2 separate regions of the Homo sapiens genome follow, and region 1 is linked to region 2. Evidence: chromatin loops called from intact Hi-C (ENCODE). Cell type or tissue: ovary. All regions are shown on one strand. Each heading gives the region's core, and the rest is flanking DNA. Links, peaks and the distances in the headings are about the cores only. Region 1 has its middle 20 kb from the start of LINC02152. Region 2 has its middle 35 kb from the start of LINC02152.

Region 1 (9,312 bases), core at 846-8,845, 55 kb before region 2:
CAAACTGGATGATGCTCACCACATGGATGAGAGGGGAATCTTCTATACCCAGTCTACTGATGCTAATCTCTCGCAAAAACACCATCCGTCACAGACACACCCAGAAACAATGTTTTGCCAGCTCTCTGGGCATCCCTCGGCCCAATCATGTTGACACATGTAATTAACCATCACAAATGGAGACTTGCTCATCCATGGGCGTAAAGTTTCAGTGAAGCAGGATAATTAAGTTCTAGAAATCTGCTGTACCATGTTGTACCTATAGTCAGCGACGTTGTATTGTGCACTTAAACATTTGTTAAGAGGGTAGATCTCACGTTAAGTGTTCTGATCACAATAAACTAAAACTGAAAAAAAGGCGGGGAATGGGCATTTCAAATGCGCAGTGGAGGGAAAGGAAGGGGAGAGGCACAGTTAGGCTATGGGCTGTTCCTCCTTCAGATGAGTGTCCTCAAACCGCCCACTAAGCCTCTGGGCAGAGATGACAGAAGTTTGTGCAGAGAAAAACCTAAGGGCTTTATTTTAAGACCTTCTGTCAGGAAAGGCCTTTGGAGGAGATTCAACCACTCGCCTGCATTCCTGAAGGTCAAACAGCAGTGACATGATCTGCTGGATTTGGAACAACATTTAAAAAAAGAGGAAAAAGAACATATACCCTTTATGAGAGATAATTTTTTTTTTTTTTTTTTTTTTTTTTTTTTACCGAGAGACAAAGAAAGAAAAGAAAGAGGTGAGAAAGTTCTGGTAGGGAGGAATTAAAGAGAGGTGAACACCTGCCTCTTCAGCTTCTGTTGAAATTGTTCTTAAATCAAACAGCGGTTTCCAGACAGGGCCAGGTAATTGATTATAAATGTTGGAATTTATTTCAATAAGCTCTGTCATTTCTTAGCAGCTGTTTCACTTTACAGCAAACTAACCAACAGAGGTGCTGGAGGCAGCTTGTCTTTTGTCTTTCCCTTTGACGAGTTTGAACTGTTTTTTGTGTTTTTTTGTTTTTGTTTTTTCATTTTTTTTTTTTTTTTGGTGTGATGTTTCTGGCTGAGGCTGACAGGAAGAGAAGACTCTGTTTTTGTTTTCTGTTTTTACTTCAGCAGAGGGAATGTGGAGGGGCAGGGGCTGCTTGTGAGCAGCCTACCTTCTCAGGGGCCCCAGGTTACAGAGAGCATGCATCACGCCCTCTGTCTCTCATTCCAGAACCAGAAGGAAGTGACTGTATCATTCTCCCATATTTATAAGCCCAGGGAAGCTATTCATGTGTTCTGAGAGGATCCTATTTTTTACTCTCATAAAAGCACGGTCCTATTTTACTTTCTTATCACTACGTGAGATTAGCCAATTACACTATTGTGTACTTGTACACATAGTATTGTGTAAACTATGTGTACATCCTTTCCTCTTTCCTGTACTGGAATGTAAGGTCCATGATATCAGGAGCTCTGACTTTTTTTGTTGCTGTGTACCACTCAAGTATAGAATAGTTCCTAGTACACAGTAGGTAACCAGCAGATGACTACTGAATTAGTTAGTTACCCTTACCATAAAATCCCAGATTTTTCTTCCTCTAGGAAGAATTCCAGTGTTGTCCTTGTACATGTTAATTTTACCTACTCCATGATTGGTGGGAATGTAAATTAGTTCAACCATTGTGGAAAGTAGTATCTTGATTCCTCAAAAAGCTAAAAGAAGAACCACCGTTCAACCCAGCAATCCCATTACTTCATATATAACCAGAATAATATAAATCATTCTACCATAAAAACACATGAACATGAATGTTCATTGCAACACTATTCACAATAGCGAAGACATTAGGAATCAACCTTGACAGATTGGATAAAGAAAACGTGGTACATATACACCATGGAATACTATGCAGCCGTAAAAAAGAATGGGTTCATGTCTTTTTTGGGAGCATGGATGGAGCCAGAGGCCATTATCCTCAGCAAACTAACACAGGAACAGAAAACCAAACACCGATTGTTCTCACTTATAAGTGGGAACTAAATGATGAGAACACTAGACACAAAGAAGGGAACAAAAGACACTGGGGTGTACTTCAGAATAGAGGGTGGGAGGAGGGAGAGGGGAAGAAAAAAATAACTATGGGGTACCGGACTTAATACTTGAATGATGAAATAATCTGGACAACACATCCCTGTGCCACAAGTTCACCTACGTAGCAAACCTTCTCATGTACCCCTTAACCTAAAATAAAAGTTTTTTTAAAAAAACTAACAACGAGGCCAGGCACGGTGGCTCACACCTGTAATCCCAGCACTTTGGAAGGCCAACATGGGCAGATCGCCTGAGGTCGGGAGTTCAAGACCAGCCTGGCCAGCATAGTGAAACTCTGTCTGTACTGAAAATACAAAAAAATTAGCCAGGCCTGGTGGTGGTTGCCTGTAGCTACTTGGGAGGCTGAGGCAGGAGAATCGCCCAAACTCAGGAGGCAGAGGTTGCAGTGAGCCGACGTCGTGCCACTGCACTCTAGTCTAGGCAACAAGAGTGAAACTCTGTTTCATAAAAAAAATTAACAATGACTGGGAACTTGCATCGGTTTTCTGTCTAATTCCTTCACATGGGATGATCTGAGATGGTTTTATCTTCCTCTCCTTTATATTGGGGTGGGCATGAAGGAGGTGCTCAGAAATGTCTACTTAACTGAGAGAAATCTGTTTGTTCAATGTGGCTGGCAAATAAGAAACAAATGGCCACAGAGACTCTAGAAGACAAAGAAGGAGGGGACGACGGCCAGGGTGGGTTTTCCACATTCATGCTTTGGGGCTTTTATTTCTGGGCAAAGAATGAGTTAAGACCTAATGATGTCCTTCTGTCTTTCAGACCGGTAAAATCTGGAATGCTACCCAGAGGTAGCACAAACTCCAACTCCTTCAATTTTTATATAAGAAAATATGGGCCGGGCACAGTGGCTCACGCCTGTAATCCCAGAACTTTGGGAGGCCAAGGCGGGTGGATCACGAGGTCAGGAGATCAAGACCATCCTGGCTAACACGGTGAAACCCTGTCTCTACTAAAAATACAAAAAAATTAGCCAGGCATGGTGGCACACGCCTGTAATCTCAGCTACTTGGGAGGCTGAGGCAGGAGAATCGCTTGAACCCGGGAGGCAGAGGTTGCGGTGAGCCGAGATTGTGCCATTGCACTCCAGCCTGGGCAACAAGAGTGAAACTCCATCTCAAAAAAAAAAAAGAAAACATGGCCAGGCGCGGTGGCTCACGCCTGTAATCCCAGCACTTTGGGAGGTCGAGGCAGGCAGATCATGAGGTCAGGAGATCGAGACCATCCTGGCTAACACAGTGAAACCCCGTCTCTACTAAAAATACAAAAAATTAGCCGGCCGTGGTGGCGGGTGCCCGTAGTCCCAGCTACTCAGGAGGCTGAGGCAGGAGAATAGACAGGGTGACAGAGTGAGCGTCTGTCTCAAAAAAAAAAAAAAAAAAAAAAAAAAAAAAAAAAAAAAAAAAAGAAAAAGAAAACATGAAAGATCAAGGGAAATTAAACATTTGAGAAACATATTAAAATTATTAAATATTTACGTTACAGGTAATTTTCTTATACATTGTACCATTTAATCCTAAGTGCGTGTCAGTGAGGCTGTTGTTGTTATTCCCATTTCACAGATGCAATAACTGAGGCTCAGAGCAACTGGCTAATAACATGTAGCTAGCAAGAAGCATCCCTAGGACTTGGATCCTGGTCTTCTATGCCTTTTTATCTACATTTAGGGCTTTAGAATAAAGATCCACTTTCATCAATGAGGTCTCTATCTCTCAAGCCTGAATCTCTAATAACCCACCTAGATATGGCGGTTGGTGGAGGCAATATCTTTTTAGTTTTTCCGGGATGGGTGCTAAAATTCAGAGGAAGCACCTCAAGTTCTCTCAGAGCTCTCTGGCAAAATCTGTCATTATGAGCTTAGTTAAATTAATATTCTTGTGTGATGGGCTACCGGGAGCAGGGCTTTGTGAGGTTCATGGACTTTCACCACTTTCTTTCCTGAGCCTGTGTGGAAAAATACATGTGAGTGCTTGCAGCAATGGCATCTTTGAGCAATTAAAACTTTCAAAAGTCTATTTTTTTTTCTTTTCCCTCCATAGCTTCTTACAAAAAACAATGGCAAATGAGGAGAGTTTTAAAGTGAGATGGAGGCCGGGCTCGGTGGCTCACGCCTGTAATCCCAACACTTTGGGAGGCCAAGGTCAGGAGTTTGAGACCAGCATGGCCAACTTGGTGAAATCCCCTCTCTACTAAAAATACAAGCATTGGGCCAGGCGTGGTGGCTCACGCTTGTAATCCCAGCACTTTGGGAGGCAGAGGTGGGTGGATCACGAGGTCAGGAGATCGAGACCATCCTGGCTAACATAGTGAAACCCCCTCTCTACTAAAAATACAAAAAAATTAGCCAGGCGTGCTGGTGGGTGCCTGTAGTCCCGGCTCCTTGGGAGGCAGAGGCAGGAGAATGGCGTGAACCTGAGAGGAGGAGCTTGCAATGAGCCGAGATTGCGCCACTGCACTCCAGCCTGGGGAACAGAGCAAGACTCCATCTCAAAATAAAAAAAAAAAAAAATACAAGCATTAGCTGGGTGTGGTGGTGGGCACCTGTAATCCCAGCTACTCGGGAGGCTAAGGCAGGAGAATCACTTGAACCTGGGAGGCAGAGGTTGCAGTTAGCTGAGATTACGGCACTGCACTCTGGTCTGGGTGACAGCGCAAGACTCCCCAAAATACAAATAAATAAAATGAGATAAGCAGAGTTTTAACTCACCCCTACCTGGCTGCCAAAGCCTCCTGGAGATGACATTAAGTGCACCCCTCCCAAAAGCTGTGCCTGAGAAGCCTGGTGACTGTATTCAAGGAAGGGCAATGCCTGAGTGACAGACAGATGATCAAAGACAACAGGAGAAAGCATGGTGCAGCAGAACTGCTCTGAGAGGTGCTCTTTCTTTTTCTTTCTTTTTTTTTTTTTTTTGACAGAGTCTCACTCTGTTGCCAGGCTGTAGTGCAGTGGCGTGATCTCGGCTCACTGCAACCTCTGCCTCCCACGTTCAACTGATTCTCCTGCCTCAGCCTCCCGAGTAGCTGGGATTACAGGCACCCATTACCACGCCCAGCTAATTTTTGTATTTTTAGTAGAGACGGGGTTTCACTGTATTAGCCAGGATGGTCTCGATCTCCTAACCCCGTGTTCTGCCCATCTTAGCCTCCCAAAGTGCTGGGATTACAGGCGTGAGCCACCGCTCCCGGCCGAGAGGTGCTCTTTCTATAAGATGGAGCTATGGCACACCATTCCATGAGGTTATTGTGAACATTCATGAAAGAAGGCATGCAAAATGACCAGTGCTGGGCTGGTACATAGTAAATGCTCAGTAAATGCTTTTATTTATGATACTTAGTGTTATTGATTGCTTCAAATATGCAAGACACTGTGCTGATCCAAATGAACTAATAGAATCCTTGCATCAGCCCTCTAAGGTGTATATAATTATTGCAGTGCATTGAGTGGTGGCCCCGAAGATAAAACCACCCAGTACCGGGGAATGTGACTTTATTTGAAAAAAAGGGTCTTTGCAGATGTAAGTAAGCTAAAGATCTGCAGGCCAGGCATGTTGTCTCATGCCTGTAATCCCAGCACTTTGGGAGGCCAAGGTGGGTGGATCCCTTGAGGTCAGGAGTTTGAGACCAGCCTGGCCAACATGGTGAACCCCTGCTTCTAATAAAAATACAAAAATTAGCCAGGCATGGAGCAGGCACCTGTAATCCCAGTTACTAGGGAGGCTGAGGCAGGAGAGTCACTAGAACCCACGAGGTGGAGGTTGCAGTGAGCTGAGATGGTGCCATTGTACTCCAGGCTGGGCAACAGAGCAAGACTCTGTCTCAAAAAAAAAAAAAAAAAAATGAGGTCATCCTGGATTCTCTGGCTGGGCCCTAAATCCAATGACAGGTGTCCTTACAGAAGAGGTGAGGACATAGATGGAAAAGACACACAGAACAGGCCAGATGGAGTGAAGATGGAGGCAGAGAGTGCCACCATGAAGCCCCTAGAGCCAAGGAATGCCTTGAGCCACCAGAAGCTGGAAGAGGCAAGGAAGGATTCTCTCCAAGAGCTTTTGAAGGGAGTACCACCCTGCCAAAATCATGGTTTCAGATTTCTGGCCTCCAGAACTGTAAAAGAATTAGTTTCTGTTGTTTTAAGCCACCCAGTTTGTGATAATTTGTTAGGGCAGTCCTTGGAAATGAATACAATTATCATCATCCCAATTTTACTGGTGGACAGATTAAGGCAAAGAGAGGTTATGTAATTTTCACAGTCACACATCTGAAAAGCAGTAAAACTGGTGATTGAAACCAGGCAGGCTGAGTCACAGAGATAATAGGATTATTAGGAGGCAGGGAAACTAAAGGTGCAAACATGAGGTGACACTTTATCCAGGTCCCTTACCCTCTCTGGCATCTGATTATATCATGCATACATCGTGATTGATTGATTGACTACTGGATGTAGGACTCTAAAGCTGGGGTTTTATAAAACTGTGGCCTATGGACGAAGAATGGTTTTTATATTTTTAATTGGTTGTATTTAATAGTATTTATTTTGCTTTTTGCTCCACAAAGTTTACATTGTTTACTATCTGACCCTTTGTAAAAAGTTTGCCAACCCCTGCTGTAAAGAATGAGAGATAATTGTACCTCCCATTTAAAAAATGGAGTTCAATGCACTTTCACTCACCAATTCATCAAATATCTATTGGGTGCCTACTAAAATTTCAAGAACTCTTGAAGGAGACGGCAAAACAAACGTGGTGGTCCAGTAGGGGAGACCATCACGTAAACAAGTCTACCGTAATGTGGCAATGCAGTATCAACACAGATGCAGAATACCATGATGGGGAGAAAGAAGAGAAGCCTGAGAGTGGGAGTTTTCAAGGAAAGAGATTGCACTCACTTTTTTAAAAAACCATCATTGTAGCCCTTGCTCCAAGACAGCACAGGCTTCTCTCCATGACAGGAGTGCTACAAACTTGTTGAATAAACAAAGAAGGAACTTTACCTTCAGGACTCAGAGAAGCCTCCGCCTGAAGAGTCAAGTTCTGAACTGAGTCTTAAAGGATGAGAGAGATAGAAGACAAGGGTGAGAGCATGCTCCTACCCCCAAGGAACATCGTTTTCAAAGGCTGAAATACAAAAGAGAACATGAAACATTTGAGGACCTTTATATAACTTGGTTTGGCTCTATGGGATACCAGTAGGATGAGATGAAAGGGTAATGGACTGAAGCCAGGTCCTAAAAGACCTTCTAAGCTATGTCAAAGACTTATAACAAAATTCTAGAGGAAGTGTGGGGCCACCAGGGAATTTGGCCTCTGCATTCACCTTCACAACCCCTTGTGCCACCCCCTATCCTGTCTCCTTACTCATTCCACTCGAGAGTTCTCAGGTGGGCTTTTGCGAAAGACCTTGCTCCTTCCAATCCTGGGTACTTTTCATGTGCTTTTCTCTATTTGAAATCTCTGCCCCATATATATTTTTAGGTGACCTACATTTTCCTTTATTTTGCCTCTATTGTGGTTTTTTCAGGGAAGCCATTTGTGACTTCATCTCTAGACTAGAGCTGGTCTTCCTCATATACCTATCTATATCCCTATCTTAATTTTTGTCCATATCTATATCATATATATATACATATATGTATATATGTATATATATACACATATATATATCATATCATATATATATGTATATATGTATGTGTATGTATATATGTGTATATATATATATATGGAGAGAGAGAGAGAGAGAGAGAGACAGTCTCACTCTGTCCCCCAGGCTGGAGTGCAGTGGCGCAATCTCAGCTCACTGCAACCTCTGCCTTCCGGGTTCAAGCGATTTTCCTGCCTCAGCCTCCTAAGTAGCTGGGACTACAGGTGCGTGCCACCATGTCTGGCTAATTTTTTGTATTTTTACTACAGATGGGGTTTCACCATGTTAGCCAGAATGGTCTCGATTTCCTGACCTCACAATTCACCTGCCGCGGCCTCCCAAAGTGCTGGGATTGCAGGTGTGAGCCACTGCGCCGGGCCTATATCCATATTTTTATATTGATATCACTGTCTATATCTGTATCCATATCTATATGCATATCTCAACCTGTATGCAAATTTCTAATCAATGTCACTATATCTGTATCCATATCTATGTCTATAGCTCACCATTTACAGTCTTCCATAGCACTCAGCACCGTTGTATTTACTTTTACACTTAGATTTTATTTATTTATTTATTTTTGAGACAAGGTCTTTCTCTGTCACCCAGGCTGGAGTGCAGTGGTGCTATCTCGGCTCACTGCAACCTCCAACTCCTGGGCTCAAACGATCCACCTACCTCAACCTCCCACGTAGCTGGAGCTATGGGTGTATGCCACCACACTTGGCTAATTTCTGTATTTTTATTGTAGAGATAGAGTTTCACCATGTTGCCTAGATTGGTCTCAAACTCTAGGTTCAAGTGATGCACCTGCGTTGGCTTCTCAAAGTGCTGGAACTACAAGCATGAGCCACTGTGCCCAGCCTTGAATTTAGGTTTATAGTAAATTTGACTAATTCCTATCTCCCACACTAAACCTTAAGCTCTCTGAGACCGTGTACTAGTTTACTATGGCTGCCACAACAAAGTACCATGGACTTGTCAGCTTAAACAACAGAATTCTGTTTTCTAGCAGTTCTAGAGGCTGGAGGTCCGAGATCAAGGGTTGGTTTCTTCTGAGGCCTCTCTCCTTGATTTGTTGATAACCGTCCCCTCCTGCATCTTCACATCACCTTCCATAGGGCTCATTCCTGTGACCTCATTTTTCTGTAATTACCTAAAGACCCTTTCTCTAAACATGATTATATTCTGAGGCACTGGGGGTTTGGCCCTCAACATACGAATTTGTTGTGTTGGGAGGGGCATAATGCAGCCACAATGGATAGTGTCTGTCTTTTATTTCCATTTCTTCTTCCAATGCCAAGCACAGGGCCTGACATATAGTAGATGCTCAATAAATATTTGAGGAAGACAAGATTCTGTTGCAGCAGCTCTGGAGAAATGGCCTTGAATTGTGTTGTGGGGGAGGACAGATGCAAGGAGACAGTGGGCAAGAATTCCAGTTCTTGGGATGAGAGGTGACAATGGAACTTCTTGAGGCAATGGCAGTGGGGAGGATGAAACAAATGTGGGTTTTAGAGAGAATATGGGGGCAGAGTGAATTGAGTTTGGAGATTCGATTGCTGAGGGTGAGAGAAATGGAGACTCAGA
Region 2 (9,312 bases), core at 957-8,956:
AGCAATCCCACTACTGGGTATCTACCTCCCCCCAAAAAGAAGTCACTATATAAAAAAGACACCTGGACGCATATGTTTACTGCAGCGTAATCCACAGTTGCAAAGATACGGAATCAACTTAAGTGCCTATTAACCAATTAGTGGATAAAGAAAATGTTAAATATATATAATGGAATACTACTCAGCCATTAAAATAAAGAACAAGATAATGTCTTTTGTAGCAACTTGGATGGAACAGAAAGCCATTATTTTAAGTGAAGTAACTCAGGAATGAAAAACCAGATACTGCATGTTCTCACTCATAAATAGTAGCTAAGCTATGGGTAGCCACAGGCACACAGAGTGGTATAATGGACATTGGAGACTCAGAAGGGGGAAGGGTGGGAAGGGGGTGAGGGATCAAAATCTACCTATTTGGTACGATGTACATGACTCAGGTGACAGGTGCACTAAAATCTTAGACTTCACCACTGTACAATTCATTTATGTAAACAAAAACTACTTGTATCCCTAAAGCTATGGAAACTAAAAATATTTTTTGAAAAAGAGTAAAAAAGTTAAAAATAAATTGGCTGATAAGCGAAGCCAAGTTGTATTTGAGAACCAGACCCTGTTTGATCCCATCATGATTTTATTTTCTCCAAAAACTTGATCTGTAATGTCAACATCTATTTCTAGCTTCTGCCTTCTCTAGACTTGTTCTTTGTGGAATTGAGACCTTACATTTCCATAACTTATGAATCCTAGTTCTTTTTATGTCTTTAATCTGTAGCATAGGAAGTGGAATTGCTGAGCCAGCCATGGTTTCCGGACTCCCCTCTACGAGGCCACAGAGGAAAGAGAAGTGCCCATACCCAGCTCAGAACCATCCTGGAGTAAAGGAAGGAGCTCCGTGCCACAAAGTTGCCCATTATTAGAAACCCCTCCTTTATGAAAGTTTTCAACTTTGTCTTTTGAAGGTTTCTCCATCTCCATTTGGGAATTCCTCTTCAATTTCTTAGTGGAAGTTGATGAGAGAATGGATTTACCCAAAGATATTTTCTGGGAACACATCAATTCTGAAAAGCAAGATAAAAAATTCTACGGTTGGATGTTTTTAGTCAGTAAAAATACTTAAAATTGTTATGGTAGGTTATCCTAGTTATTTATTGAAAGGTAAGCATGAAACTGAACTTCCCAACGTAGTGGTGTGTTTCTTTGTGGATAACATGGCTAAATAGGGTACATGGAGTTAAATAGGGTTAACTATTTAATAGTCAATAAACCATATACCCTATTTAACTTAACCCTTAATAGGGTTAAGTTAACTTAAAGGTTAATAGGGTTAAGTTAACTTAAGGGTTAAGTTAAATAGGGTTCATGAAGAAGGAACAAAAAATGCAGGTGAGAAGCTACATTTTATTTTATTTTAATTTTTTAAAAATTAAGTTATTTTTATGGATTTAGGGGTAAAATTGAGTTGTGTTACTTGGATATACTGCACAGTGGTGAAGTCTGGCTTTTCGTGTATCCATGATCTGAATAGTGTACATTGTACCCAGTAGGTAGCAGATACATTTTAAAATTATTTTGCTAACTCCAGGGTTTCTCACCTCTTCTCCTCTCCTCTGCTCTTCCCTCCCCTCCACTCCACTCCCACTTCTTCTTCTCTTCTGTCAATTTACTCTGATGCCATGATGTGGAACTAACTGGAGGGGCAAGTGGGCAAGCAGGAAGACCAATTAAGAGCCTATGAAAGACATTCAGGTGAAAGATGATGGCAGCTTGGATGGGGGAAGTAGCAGTGGAGTTGAAGAGAAGTGGATGGATTTGAGCCATTTTAAGATTACATTGGGAGCACTTGGTGATGGATTAGATATGGAAAGAGGGAAGTAAGAGAGAGAAAGGGTGTCAAAGTCAAACGGCTGTTACCCGTCCCAGAGGCCAAGGTGAGCTTTCACTGCTGGGACCCAGGACATTTGAGGAGTCTCAGGAGCCCCCTCCACTTCCACCTCTATGCTGGCCACTCTGTGGAATCCAGTCCCTGCTGAGGGATCCTCTGTAGCATGGGGCTACCTTGGGAACTACCTTCTGGTTCTCCCCTCTTTTGAGAATTGTTACCTCATTTCAAGAGGTCAGACAACTAGTTCTTAAAGGCAGAGGGGGAGAAAAGAAAGGAAAGGAAGGGAGGAAATAATTCAATCAATTATGAAACACATACACACACACACACACACACACACACACACACACAGGAATTATCTCAGAGAACAACCTGCTTAAAACCTTTTAGTGGCTTCTCATAGGGAGCTTTTCTATCACCTAAAAGACTGTGCATTGGAAACTTAGAATTTGGTAGCTCTTCCAATAATTCCCTAACAGCATTTTGATTGCATATGACACCTATTATGTATCAGACATTTGGATTACATAGATAAACAAGGTGCAACACATCTTCCCTGTAAGAGTTCATAGCCCAATAGTGTGGATAGATGTGCAAGTGACTAATTTATTCTGGAGAACAAGCCTTCTACATAAAGACTTATAACATATTAAGATAGCTAAATAGTAGTAGTAGTTAATTCTGCCAATGGCATAGCAGTGGAGAAATCAAGGGGGGCTGTGTAGAGGAGGTGACATCTAAGTGGGCATCAGAATTTAATAGAAGTTTTTGTGTCAATCAATACTGATGCATACTATGCCCTTTAAAAAATGTTATTTTAAAAAAAAGTTTCACCCCTTGACTCTGAAATGTATTTAGGGGTTTTCCTGAATGAAATAAAAATGCACAAGTGTGCAAACAGTTGTCCAAAGATGTTCTTTGCAGTGTTGTTTATAATGAGAAATTACAAACAATGTAGAGTGTCCATAATAAGGGACAGGAATATGTATACATTACAGAATGCACATAAATCAAATACCTACATTAAAATAAATATACCTCTATTGTGATGAAAAGGTATCCCTGGTAAATTTTTGGCTGAAAAATAAGCAAATCAACAACAATAACAACAGCAGCAGCAGCAACAACAAAGCCCAGCTAACAGAAGAGCCTGAGTGGTATGAATGAGGCCTTTATATAATGTTTTCGGCATTTCTTGAATGTTTTCTAGTACTAAGGGTGATGACTGAGGAGACAATGGCTTTCTCTGAAGTACTGCTGGCTTTCCAAGGACTCCTGAATTCCTCAAGGTAGAGGATTAATGCCCATTGCACACTGAGGAAATTTAAGATAAAAGGATAACAAATAGATTGCAAAACTGTATGCAATCGAAAACAATTAACTGATTTTGCTCGATTTTCAAGCGTGGAGCTGCCCCAGAATTTCAGCTTGAGAAAATACAACCTGGGTTGTCTCACCACTTAGGACTCAGATGAAGTCCTTCAAAGTGGAAAATTTCACTGTGATTTATTTTTTTTCCAGATGTAAATATATAGCAATAATGCAGTTATAAAACTGGCATTGTATTAAACCATAAATCATATTTGACACATAATAATGTTGAATTACTATGGAAGTCCATCAGTGTGCAGTGGCATTGCCAACAAACAGGTCATTGCTGCTTGCACCAGCCCTGTGACTTGAACTGCAATGAATAAACTTGTGGGGATCTTTGCTGTCAGGGTCAAAATGGAATAAACTCTATCGGAGAAGAGATACATCAGAGTCAAGCTAAGATGGCGGGGGCCCCAGAACACACTGATTCATTCCTTTGCTTGGTCATTCAGTAAATATTTACTGAAGACTTACTTTGTGCAGTGCTAGGCTATGACGGTGCATAAGAGAGACCTGGTGTCTGCCCTCAAGCAGATAACACAAGGATTTAAGAATTTCATGTACAAATTGCTATTTAATTACAGCGAATTCATATACTGATTTCTTGAAGATTTGGTCTCTTCTCACTGTTTATCAAGGTCAATGGTAAAGTCAGATTTCAAAGGCTAGCCTGTATGAAGTGGGGAAATTAATTCCCCAGAGTAGATTGACCTAGGATTCAAGCACTGGAAACTTGTCTACAGAGCCCCACATAGGGTCAGGTTAAAGAATCTGAATTGGTCAATAAGTTCAAAGGGTCAAGATGATACTAGTTAAGAGATGCTTCTAGACCAAGGACTTTAAACCAGCTCATAACAGCAGGGGAGTCCATGCATCAACACTTTTGCTTTTTGTAAAGTTGCTGCTTCCCTATCATCAATGTCAGTGCCTTGCTTGGGGTAAGCACTCCATAAGTAATAAACAGCTGTTGAAAGGATGAATGAACTAAGAGTGCAATAACATGGAAGTGTGGAGTATTACTATCATTATGAGAATCACTGTGGGGCTTAATCTGCATGGTGAGATTATCTGGACAAGTCATTCAGAGCCCTGTTTATGTAGGACTCTCACAGGGCCTCCTGGAGAAAGGGGTACAGAAATTTTGGAGCCAACATCTAGATTTCCTAAATGGCTAATTAACACCAGTCTGAGAAAGAGAACCAAAGGCCCCCAAACTCCTGGGGTAGAGTTAAGTGAAGGGATGAACACTCATGCTGGGGTTGAAGAAGATTGGAAGAAGTCTGACACCATTTGTGGTCAGTGGAGAGGCAGAGTGTGCATTTATTTTATTTATTTTATTTTTTTGAGATGGAGTCTCACTCTGCCACCCAGGCTGGAGTAAAATGGCACAATCTCAGCTCATGCAATCTCTGCCTCCCAGGTTCAAGCTATTCTTCTGCCTCAGCCTCCTGAGTAGCTGGGATTACAGGTGCGTGCCACCATGCCCAGCTAATTTTTGTATTTTTAGGATATGGGGTTTCACCATGTTGTTCAGGCTGGTATCAAACTCTTGACCTCGTGATCCTCCTGCCTTGGCCTCCCAAAGTGTTGGGATTACAGGAGTAAGCCACTGTGTCCGGCTGAGGGTGCATTTTTAAGAGTTTTTCCTTCCTAGGGAACACGGTCCGTGTTTCTTCTGAGAAAGAAAACTATGACATAGCAGGACTCAGGCTGCCTTTTGGAGGAGAAAATAAATACAAGTAATTTGAGAGGAGACTTTCTTCTCCTTGGCCGTCTCTATAAAAGTGGAGGATTGTTCCTGCTTTAGCTTGCTAAGGATAACGTACTCACTTTTAAGTGGCAGCTAAATGATGAGAACACATGAACACACATTGAGGGGAACAACACACACTGGGGCCTATTGGAGGGTGGAGGGTGGGAAGAAGGAGAGGATCAGAAAAAATAACTCATGGGTATTAGGCTTAGTGCCTGGGTGATGAAATAATCTGTTCAACACACCACCATGACACAAGTTTACCTATATAACAAACCTGTGCATGCACCTCTGAACTTAAAATTAGATAAATAAATAAATAAAAACACGCAGTCAGCTAGAGCACTCTATAGAGCCATTTCACCATCCTGTGCACTCTGTTTTCACGACCCCCCATCTCATTTCATTCCATGAGTTTGGAAATCTTGCCTCCCTCCCTACAATTCAAACAGCTCCTTGTCATGCCAACTTATTTTACAAAGAAGAAAATTAAAGCACACCATCCATAAGAACATAGTTCTATGAAACAAAGAAAATGGTGTCGTTTGTATTTGAAAAGAAGGTGGAAAACTGAAGTAGCACCTAAGGAACATTAGTCCCAAAGTCCTTGAGAGAAGTACTGCAGAGGCACGGGTGGACTTGAAGGCTTTGGTGGAAACTCTGCACATCAGCACTGTACAAAGTGCTGGGAAACAGAACTGCATGAGGCACAGTGGTCCTTGCTCTCTGCTGTGGCCCTGATATTGAGAGAGGAGTGTTCCCTTGTCCCCTTCATGGCACTTGTGACAGGGATGGGGCTCGCTTACTCAGCTGCCACCACTGCCATGCTCAAACTTCTTGCAGAAACGAAGGCATGCAACTGAGCAGGTGCCAGGGCCAGGGTGAGTGCTTCTGGGCTCCAGCCCCACGGCAGCATCTAGGGGTGTGTTACAATTAATGCTGTTTTAGCAGTTGCTGTCCCTGCACAGCTAAGTGTTAACCAGCTCAGTGGAAAGTCAGGGTGACAGCCTTTTACACCTTGCCTTCCTCTTGTTTGGCATCCAGGAAGAATCAGGTCACACAAATGTTTGAAAGGTGATGAATGCAAAGGATTTTATTAAGCAGTGGAAGTGGCTCTCAGCAGAAAGGGAGCTGAAAAGGGAATGGTGTGGGAGGAAGGTGATCTTTCCCTGAAGCCTGGCCTTCTCCTCTCTGAAGTCACGCTGTCTGTAGTTAAGCCGTATCTATCTGTAGTCTCCAACGCTCAGTTGCTCCTTCTTCTCTTGACGTTTAGCCACTTGCTAGCTGAGGTCTGGGGTTTATATGGACACAGGATAGGCGGGTGGGGTGGGCCATAAAAGGCAACATTTGGGTAGGAAAACAGGTATAACTGTTATTATTTAGGGCTGTGGTTTCCAGGCTTGAGAGTGGGGCTTTTGCCAGGGAACCATCTTTTTCTACTTAGTATTTCCCTGCGTCCTGTCCATGTCAGTATCATCAGGCTGTGCTCAGAGTGTTGTGGAATGAGAGGTCCCTAGTTCAATATGGTGGGTGGACTGCAGGAGGAACCTTCTGAAAGAGGTGATGGCCAGGAATGAAATGATAAGCAGGTGCTATCTGAAGAGGAGACACTTCAAGCAGGAAGTTTCGATTTTTTTTTTTAAAGAGGGTTGTCATAGCAGCATCATTCATGATAGCTAAAATGTGGAATCAATATAAGCGTCCACTGACAGATGAATGGATTAGCAATATATTGTTTATCCCATTGATGGAATGAAATTCAGCTTTAAAAAGGAAGGGAATTCTGACATGTTACAACATGGTTGAACCTCGAGGTCATTATGCTAAGGGAAATAAGTGACACACACTGTATGAGTCCACCTACACGGGGATACTTGGAATAGTCACATTCATAGAGGCAGAGAGTAGAATGAAGGTTGCCAGGAGCTGGAGGGAGTGGGGAAAGGGAAGTTACTGCTTAGGAGATATAGAGTTTCAGTGTTACAAGATGAAAAGAGTTCAGAGTTCTGGAAATTGGTTGCCCAACAACGTGAATGTATTTAATACCACTGAACTGCATCCTTGCAAATGGCTAGGAAGGTGCATTTTATATTATGTGTATTTTAACACAATAAAAATTTGGAAAAAAATATGAAAAAGAAGGAGTGGGTGAGAATCAGTATGGTTTGTGGGAGGAATGGTAAGCAGGTGGTGTTGCTGAGAATAAAATGAGAAGTAGAAAGAGAGAGAGGTGAGGAGAGAACAGAGACCAGGTTTATTCAGTCTGGAGATGTTCTTTCGGGCCATGTGCTGTTCTAAGAAATGGAGATATTGTGGAGCTTAGAATCCAAAGAGGCTTGACCCCGGTGTTTAGGTGTTTGGGTCTTCTCATTCAGGCAAGAAGGAGTCATTGATGTTTAGGCAGGAAAGCAGCAAGATCCAATTTGCATTTAAAACTATTCCTCAGGCTGCTGAATGCAAATGAGTTTGGAGGGGGCGGCATGGAGGAGGGAGGCAGAGTCACTAGTAACCAAAAAACATGATATGGGCTTGAACCGGGAGTAAGGTCTCCGCGCGCCCCTGATTTCCCAAGGTGAGCTGGATCTGGGATGCAGGGCGGTTGGGGGCACTGTGGGTGTAGGGGTGAAGTCCCATCCTTTGGTTCTGTAGGAGCAAAAATCAGGTGTGCTGTGGAAAAGGGAAAACATTTATCTGCCCCATCTCCTCGGTGGTGCTTTCTTGCAGTGAAAATTGTGAAGTCGATAAGTGGGAGGTGTGATTGATTTCATCTGGTACTCCCCAAACTGAGGGTGGTCAAGGCAACTCTGCAGACCACAAGCTGGCTACAGGAGATGAGAACACCAACCCCAATTTGGGAGGCAGGCCATTCCTAATTGAACTTTTGAGGGAATTTTGATAAATGACCCTGCCAAAGCAGTGAAATTAATAATTCATGCTTGAGGCTGAAAGACTGTTTCCTGAGGGACAGCAGCAGTACTCAAATCCTGGTGGTTTGGAAGGGGCTGGAGCAGGAGGCAGAAAATTCACAGTGTTTCTGGGCTTACTGGGAGGGCTGGAGGAGCCATAAACCCAGTTAGTGTGGCCACCATTCTGTTCTTTTCAAAAGCAGAATAAACTTGTATTCCGCGTGGGAGGATGGAGCACCAAGCTGCTTCTTAAAACTGAAGGTTAAAGACATCTTTTTCAGACTTAGCAACGGGTGAATGGGTTCTGATAGAGAAGATGGCAGCTTGCATCATTGCTCAAATCATACGCCGCAGGGGAAATGAGGGGCAGGACACTTTGCTGTCTGCAATGGTTTCTTTTTCTTTGAAGGGTTAGCACCATGAAGATCATTGTCTTTTCAACTGTCTTCCCCCCAGGTTCCTGGGCTCTGAGTTGGTGCACCCTGTCCCATTGAGTCAAAGCCATTTGCAAAGAAAAATTCAGGTTAATCTTGGCACGTGGCCTTTCACAGCACTCAGGGACAATTTCCAGCCTCACACTCTTACCATCTGTCTTTGTGTAGAGAATAAAATGAGGTCTCTGGGAAAAGGAAATGGAATGTAATCCTCATAAGGCTGGCATCATCATCCCCTTTTGAGAAATGAGGAAACTGAGGCCTAGAGAGGTTAGTTAACTTGCCCCATGTAGATTTGAAATGTTGGGTAGGGTAGGGGATAGCTTCTGGCACTTTCAAATTGATGTAGCACTTGGAAGGCCAGGAGTCTTCCACAGACCTCTTACCAATCACTCTGGAGAGAAAACTGTCTCTTTCGCAAACAAGTAGGAACATCTTTGCCCATCACTTTTTGGAAAAACCATTAAAACCAGAGCAGGCCAAGCATGGTGACTCATGCCTGTAATCCTAGCACTTTAGGAGGCTGAGGCAGGCCAATTACTTGAGGTCAGGAGTTTGAGACCAGCTTGGCCAACATGTGAAACCCTGTCTCTACAAAAAAGACAAAAATTAGTTGGGTGTGGTGACAGACACCTGTAATCCCAGCTACTTGGGAGGCTGAGGCATGAGAATCACTTGAACCTGGGTGGCAGAGGTTTCAGTGAGCTGAGATTGGGCCACTGCACCCCAGCCTGGGTGACAGAGTGAGAGCAAGACTCTGTCTTGAGGAAAAAAAAAATCCCAGAGCAAAGCAACTCTGAAAGGAGTTTTGGGCTTAAAAAAAATGAGTATTATATTTACTTAAAAAAACTTGATGACTCCGGTTTGAGGGCAGGAATCACCTAGGAGTTGGATTAACTGCCCTTCCCATAAGAAAAGAATTTCTGTTTATGCCAAGATGAGAGGGGGGTGGATAGGGTAGGT

Evidence for each region. A loop is a pair of places that touch in the nucleus more often than their neighbours do. Peaks named below come from ENCODE experiments on the same cell type or tissue, not always from the same donor. Only the 100,000 strongest peaks of a DNase experiment are listed, where the experiment ranks them.
Region 1: it touches region 2 in a loop (4-fold over the local background); 2 of 110 quality-filtered maps call a loop at or near these places.

What each region holds. Positions count from the first base shown.
Region 1 is chr16:8,311,511-8,320,822 of GRCh38, reverse strand. No RefSeq gene overlaps it. Among named protein-coding and RNA genes, the nearest start is that of LINC02152, 20 kb to the right of the region's middle. In ovary, for the core only: no CTCF peak of the experiment used is centred there; no DNase peak of the experiment used is centred there.
Region 2 is chr16:8,256,906-8,266,217 of GRCh38, reverse strand. No RefSeq gene overlaps it. Among named protein-coding and RNA genes, the nearest start is that of LINC02152, 35 kb to the left of the region's middle. In ovary, for the core only: no CTCF peak of the experiment used is centred there; a DNase peak (open chromatin) is centred at 5,877.